Regions from separate parts of the Homo sapiens genome. Here region 1 is linked to region 2. Evidence: chromatin contacts called from ENCODE Hi-C or POLR2A ChIA-PET data. All regions are on one chromosome and are shown on one strand. Each heading gives the region's core, a stretch centred on a gene start or an enhancer-like site at or near the end of the contact. The rest is flanking DNA. Distances are from core to core; before and after follow the strand shown. Region 1 overlaps ARMC9 (armadillo repeat containing 9). Region 2 overlaps ARMC9 (armadillo repeat containing 9).

Evidence for each region. A loop is a pair of places that touch in the nucleus more often than their neighbours do. ChIA-PET counts read pairs that join two places held with the same protein, here RNA polymerase II (POLR2A). Pooled maps may share reads with other maps.
Region 1: a map of dorsolateral prefrontal cortex shows a loop between it and region 2 (3-fold over the local background). The contact joins two enhancer-like sites. A Hi-C loop is called at or near these places in 17 of 168 maps with a recorded cell type or tissue (B cell, Caco-2, Calu3 and 13 more), 29 of 37 single-sample maps with no recorded cell type and 23 of 50 pooled maps. POLR2A ChIA-PET finds 5 or more read pairs at or near these places in 3 of 52 experiments (GM12878, H1 and OCI-LY7).

The regions. Positions count from the first base shown.
Region 1 is chr2:231,295,954-231,299,309 of GRCh38, forward strand. It overlaps ARMC9 (armadillo repeat containing 9), which reads left to right. Exons shown (of 25, transcript NM_001352754.2): 19 at 245-300. Among named protein-coding and RNA genes, the nearest start is that of MIR4777, 65 kb to the right of the region's middle. Within about 2 kb of position 1,263, at least 4 of the 41 ENCODE cell types and tissues checked have a DNase peak (open chromatin) inside an H3K27ac peak, as active enhancers do; they include dorsolateral prefrontal cortex, where a contact is called at or near this core.
Region 2 is chr2:231,226,168-231,229,457 of GRCh38, forward strand. ARMC9 (armadillo repeat containing 9) reads left to right here. Exons shown (of 25, transcript NM_001352754.2): 7 at 607-631. Among named protein-coding and RNA genes, the nearest start is that of ARMC9, 29 kb to the left of the region's middle. RefSeq lists an enhancer at 2,217-2,286. Within about 2 kb of position 1,349, at least 7 of the 41 ENCODE cell types and tissues checked have a DNase peak (open chromatin) inside an H3K27ac peak, as active enhancers do; they include dorsolateral prefrontal cortex, where a contact is called at or near this core.

The DNA of each region.
Region 1 (3,356 bases), core at 13-2,512, 70 kb after region 2:
TAATTTTCCCCATGCTACTATAATCATGTTCTGGTAAAAATGGAGAGATTTACTATTTAAAATTGCTTAGGATGATCTCAGACAGTGACTGAAATGGTTGTGATTAGGATGGTTAGGAGCATGATGACTTTGATGTAACCTCATTCTCATTAAGGTGTTTATGTCTCTGCAGAGGCTGACAGATTCTGTGGACCAAGGCTCCCACTGTTTATCCATTATTCATTGATTCTTTTTTTCTTTATAGAAGAGCTACCAGATGGTGTTCTTGAATCTGATGATGATGAAGATGAAGATGATGAAGTAAGTTGGAGGTTCTTGACACCACATAGAAAACCCATACCAAACTATTCTCTCTTTCCTGCCTTGACAAGTTAGTCCAGAAATGGAGATTTTTCATTCCTGCTACACTATTTCTCACAATTCTGAGGGTTGGCTAAAGCTCAGCTGGGTGGTGGTTCGGGTCTCACTTGGGGTCTCATGTGGGGAGCCCAGCGGCCATGTTTGAAGACTCCCACACTCATTGGGTTCACAGCAGAGACGCAGCATTGCATGTCATTCGAGTTTCATGGGAAGCTGAACAATGACCATTCTTCTGTGTGAGCTTTTGCTCTGAAGGGGCACGAGCCTCGGCCTGTCTTCCTCACCGGTGGGAGTGCTGGGCGTGTAGGCGCCTGGCGAGAGTCTCTGGCGTGAGGGGTCCTGGGTTTAGTTCAGAGCTAACGGAACTGACCAGTTTTCTCTGTTATTTGCATTCTTTTGACTTGTGTTTCCTCAGCTGTGAAAAATCTACTTGCCTGGTGTTTTAGAGCATGAAGGTTTAGAAGTTAATGTATGCGAGTCTCTGAAATGATGTAAAGAATGGTGACTCAGGGACTGTAGTTGGATTTTCAGATGACAAGATTTTACATGGTTTTCCTTCAGATACCTAGGAAGAAAAGACCTGTTGTCCCCTCTGGTCATCCTTGATTTGCCTGCCTTCATTTGCAGGGAGCAGTTACTCCTGCAGTGAATGCTGGAACATTTTCATCTATTTTGGGGGGAGCATTCACTGAAAAAGTGGATGTCAGAGGATGTTTTTTTGTTTGGAGTCGTGGCCTATCAGCTTGTAAAATGTGTAAAAGCCAGGTTTTTGATCACTGATGGCATCAGTTGGGAAAGAGGTATTTAAGAGCCCCTGCCAGAGAGGATCTGCTAAGATCTGCTGGGAGATGCTTCCTCAGCAGGCGGCCTCTGTGGCTGCCGTTTTCTTCACAGGCTGCAGGTGGCATCAGCGGGTACGTGCTCCTGCTGGCTCTTCCTGCCTTGTCCAGCAGTGCAGAGCTTGACCTCCAGATAGGGGTCCTGGCCCCTATCATCTTCTCCAGGCCCCTTTGTTTACAAAGGTGGAGGCAGAGGGAAAAACACCAGCTTGAGCTCACACAGAGAGTTGATGGTGGTAAAATTGGGTTTAGAACAGGAGTCGGCAGACACTTTGTGTAAAGGAAAAGATAGGAACTATTTTAGGGCTTGCAGGCCACACAGTCTCTGTTCCAACCACTCAATTCTGCCATTGTAACACGGTGGCTGTCAGCAGTACATAAGTGGCTGAACGTGGCTGTGTTCCTGTAAAACTATTTATGGACGCTAAAAATTTGAATTTCATACAATTTTTGCATGTCATTAAATATTCTTTCAAATACTTAAAAACACAAAAATCATTCTTAGCTGGCGAGCATAGGAAAGCAGGCACCTGACTCGTGGGCCATTGTTTGCCAGCCCCTAGGCAGTTCCCGGACTTGGGCAGCCTTCTCTTGATTATAATGAGTCACCACCTTTGTGCCTGGCCCTTCAATATCATTCTAAATGATAGTTTAAATTAATATTTAATTATTTGTTTTTAACAACTTTTTTTCATTGTGTCCTAAAGTTTGTCTCGAGATCTGTTTTCTTCCCTTCTTGTATCATCCCTTTGGGTTTTTCGGTTTGCTTTGGTTTTTCATTTTGCTTTGTTTTTGCTATAAATCCTGTTTTTATCTTATAAGGGAAAATTCATTTTGTTCAACTGTTCTAGTTAATGATGAGAACTCAATTTCTGGAAATTTCATTCTGAAAGCAATTGTCTACTGTAAATGAACAAATACAGAAGTCTTATAATTTTCTGGACTTTTGCTACTCTTTTAAGAGGTTGATGTTTGAAAATACTTGTGATAACTAGAATTTTCAGAAGATTTCTAGAAGAGGTTTAGTTGGAAAATTATAAGGAAAAGATCTGTCATTTGGGCCAAATGGGACTCTGTGATGAACCCCGGGCAGCAGATGGGGGCTCCTTCTCCCAGGTAAGCCTCACTGCGCATCACCGGTGCCAGCCGGGGCAGTCCGGGCACAGCCGGTCTTGCCTGGATTTTACTCAGCTTTCACCGGAGGCTAGCATTACGTTTATAACTGTCTTTCAAAGTTGGAGGGAAAAAAGAGAGTGACAGATCTTAGGCTAAAGAAAATTTCTAAGAATCCTTTGAGAAGTAGCACTGTTGTTGGAATGTGGTTATCACTTCCCAAGGTGACAGCTCTGAAGGAGACAGCAAAATTATTTGCAAGGTGTTGGAGTCATACCTTATCTTGCTTAGCAGTGTAAATGTTCTTTCATTTAATATTTAGACCCAAAACACAGAAAAATGAAACCACTGTTTTCAGTTAGCTGCTTAGCAACTCTAAAGATAAAATGGTTCTAATGGGGCCAGGCACGGTGGCTCACACCTGCAATCTCAACACTTTGGGAGGCCGAGGTGGGCGGATCACTTGAGACCAGCCTGGCCCACATGGTGAAACCCCATCTCTACTAAAAATACAAAAATTAGCTGGTTCATGGTGGCGTGCGCCTGTAATCCCAGCTACTAGGGAAGCTGAGGCACGAGAATCACCTGAACCTGGGAGGCGGAGGCTGCAGTGAGCTAAGATCCTGCCAGTGCACTCCAGCCTAGGCAACAAAGCAAGACCCCATCTCAAAAAAAGTGGGGGGCTGTAGTGGGATGGGGCCTGAGACCAGGGTAAATTATGCTCACTCTAAATCACATTGAGCTGAAATCTGTGCGCTCACAACTTCCACCACTGCTATCCCTGCTTCACTGGAAACTCTCAAGAGAACCCCTGATGCAAAGTCTCGTTTTTCTCTGTAATTTATAATGACTTGATCTAATGTGCTAACCTAACAAAGTTATGTCTGAATATACATACGTTTATATACTAAAATTTTAAAAAAAATAAAGGTAGAGCTAGAAATGCATCTTCTGATTTATAGACTGTCTAGGATATAATGTCAAATAGAAAAAGGAAATCATAAAGTAATTTGACCAATAATTTCGGAAAAAGCAAATGTATAA
Region 2 (3,290 bases), core at 99-2,598:
TTTAAATAGGTGAATTATACAGTACGTGAATAAAGCTATTACCAAAATACTAAGGAAAAGTTTAAGACAAATTAAGGGAAAAGAAACATGTTAAGTAACTGTCTTCAGTCATGCAGCCAGACGTGTGGGAACTGAGATTTGAACCCAGGCAGTCTGGCTCCAGAGTCTGTGGTCTTAGCAATACTGTGCTATGCTGTTTTCACCTCAATATCAATTTCCTTAGGATAAAGCTTTGAATTGAAGTTAGAGTTGAATTATGTATAAAATCAGATTTGCATTTTTAGTTGGCTTGGTAGCAGTGGGGAAGGCCTTTGGAAGGGGATAGGAAGGGGATAGGAGGCTGTTGAAATAGTGCAAGACTTGAATTCAGACAGTGATAATTGAAATGGGGAGAAGAGGACTTGCCTTCTTCTGAAATGGGAGTGGGTCAGGCCAGTATGGAGAAGTTGCTTAGCTATTTACAGCAACAGTTGGAGCTGGCCCTCCCGGCTCCGAGAATTCTGTTTCATCATGCTGAGGTGCTTTCTCACATTGGCCACAGGATGTCCGATACCCCAAGTACCGTTCCCTGAATGCCTGTTTTCCTGAACTTCTTTTTCATCCCAGAAGGAGAATGGACAAAGTAACAAAGGTAAATCATCTAGATTTAAATTTGTCTAAGAACAACTTTGCCAGTTCAGGTTTGAAGTAGTAAGATCGGTGCAAAGATGGAGAGAATTCATGATTTTGGCTTTAAGAGTCTAAATATTTATGAAAGGCTTTGCAGTCATAGTGACCTGCAGTTCCTTGAGGCCCATTTTCGGGAGGGCTGGTATTGTTAGCTTCGTCTTGCATGTCAGGTAGCTAAGCCTTGGAGAAATGAAGAGAATCCAATAACATCCCAAAGGGAGGTAACTGCAGCAGCAGCACATTTTCCCTAGAAGGTGTAGGGCAGCATGGGTAAGGATAGAGTTCTTTTAATTTAATTTATTTTAATTATTTTAATATTTAACTTTTACCTTGAACTAGTCAACTGGGGTCTTCGAAGACATATGGAGTACCCATTCTTATCAAGCATTTTCCATTCCCAAGTAGGAATTCCAGTCTTCAGTTTGTAGCATGAAGTGTTATTTTTCCATGGTCAATTGTTTTTACCAGAACTGTTCACTTTTGAGTAAGGTGAGAAAAAGTGTAGTTAATATGAAGTTGGTGGCCCCAGTTGGGGCGCTGTACCTCAGTTTTGCCTTTGATACTACGTTTTGACAGCTGCTTAAATGATGATGCTGGAAAGGGCCTGTGATGCATGTCATCCCTCTGGTGAGTATTGATGGCATAACCCTCAGTTCCCAGTAGGTGGAGTGTGACTACAGGAGATCTTGTTCCATGCGCCAGCACATTTGCCCTTTCAAAGCAGAGTCATGCCAGAGAGGATTTCAGAACTCCCTGCCATTGCTTTTTCCTGTTTCTTTTTAGGGAGTGAAACTCTTTTAAAGAAAGGAAGCATTAATTAGTAAATTATTTAGCTGTTTGCTCACCAGGGAGTTGGCAGATAAGCAATGGGGTTTGTCAACCTCAGGGAGAGCTTGGGTTTGGGTTTGTCACTCAAGATGGCTTTGGCAGCGTCAGCCTTTGAGAAGGCTTCGGATGCTTGGTTTTGCTCTTGGTAGCCTCAAGCATCCCCAGCTCAGCTGTTCTAAGTGTGTGACTGGTTCTGCCAGCCATGCTGACCCTTCTGTCGCTCAGAGGGGACAGGCCCTGCTGGCCCTTCATGGAGGAGCAGGGCTACAGATACGGCCCCATGGGATCAACCTGGACTGCTCCAAGGGTCGCAGGAGCACCCTGAGTCTTGGAGCTCCCCAAGGTTGCCCTACCCCCAGTACAGTATGTGGAGGAAGACTCCCAGCCTGCATCCTCAGCTCTGCAGGCCCGCTCTCTCAGTGCTAGCCTAGGCCCAGGCCTGGCCACGGTGCGTCCCGGGCCAGTTTGCTCACATCCAACACAGCTGGCATCTTCAACTGGACTGGGACTTTGGATCTTGCCCTGCAGCTCCTGGAAATACACCTCAGCCCACTGTTCCATTGCTGCCTGACAGACCATCCCGACTTGGTGGCACAAAACAATGACATTCACTTATAATGGTGATGATGAGCCTGCATGGTCTGGGAGCTGTGGGCTCAGTTAAGCTGTTCTCCCTCAGCGTGTCTCTCAGGTGCAGTCAGGCGGAGCGGCCTGGGGCCAACTCCAAGGCACTCACACGCAGAGTGGTGGTCGGTGCTGGCTGTCACGTGGGGTCTCAGCAGAGGCCCTTGACGAGAACACCTGCGTGGCCTTGTGGTCTGGGCTTCCTCCAGGCATGTTGCCTGGTTTCCAAGGGTGAATGTCCCCAGAGAGAGCCAGGAGGAAGCTGTATCACTTTTTCTAACCTAGCCTCTGAAGTCAGTCAGTCATTTCTGCTGCATTCTGTTTCTTGCAAGTGAATTCCTAAGGCCCCCTCACCTTCAGAGAAAGGAAATTACATTCCTCTTCTTGATGGGAAGGAGGGTGTGTCAAAGACTACAGGCATTTTAAAACCACCACCATACCCTGCATCTCTGGACCCTAGAGAACTGCCTTAGTTGTTAGTTGAATCTGCCAGGTCGCTGTTCTGAACTAGCCTTTGGACCCCCAGGCAATGGGGGCAGGAAGGTGGTGAGAAACTTCTCTCTCTGGTTCCTGAGTTTCTGCAGCTCATGTCCCCCTAGCATACACTGCATTTTTGAGCATAGCTTTCTTCTGGGAGCATTATGTAAATCTGATAAGTGGCCCAGTTTTGCAGATCAAATAAACATGGGAAGGGGAATGCAAATAAAAGAATTGTCTTTCTCTACAGGTTTTTAATGTTGGAATTTCAGTAAGGAGACCAGTTTTTAAGCCTTCTTTAGGGTCAATTTTAACTGAGTTTTCTGGAAGCCAAGCAGAATGGCTGTGGATTTGAGTCTGGCAAGCAAAGTGCATCTGTGGCGGAGTGAACTCTGTAATGTGGTGTTGCTATGGAGATTGGAGATTCGCATTTTGGGCCCAGGCATGACAGTCATTTGTCACCCCCTTGTCCCCTCATCCTGCAGCTAAGGCTGTAATAACCAAAGGCACAGACATGCCCCCAGTTTAATTTAATTCTAGACTCAGGCATTGTTTTAAGTGAAGTGGTTGCATGATATCATTGTTCTGTGTATCTTGATAGGAAGTTTTCACGGTTAAGTGAGATTACCAGAAGCTTTTAAAGAAGACAGGAAAGGCACTTGCAGCAGAAACTTCTCTCAGAAGGAATTACG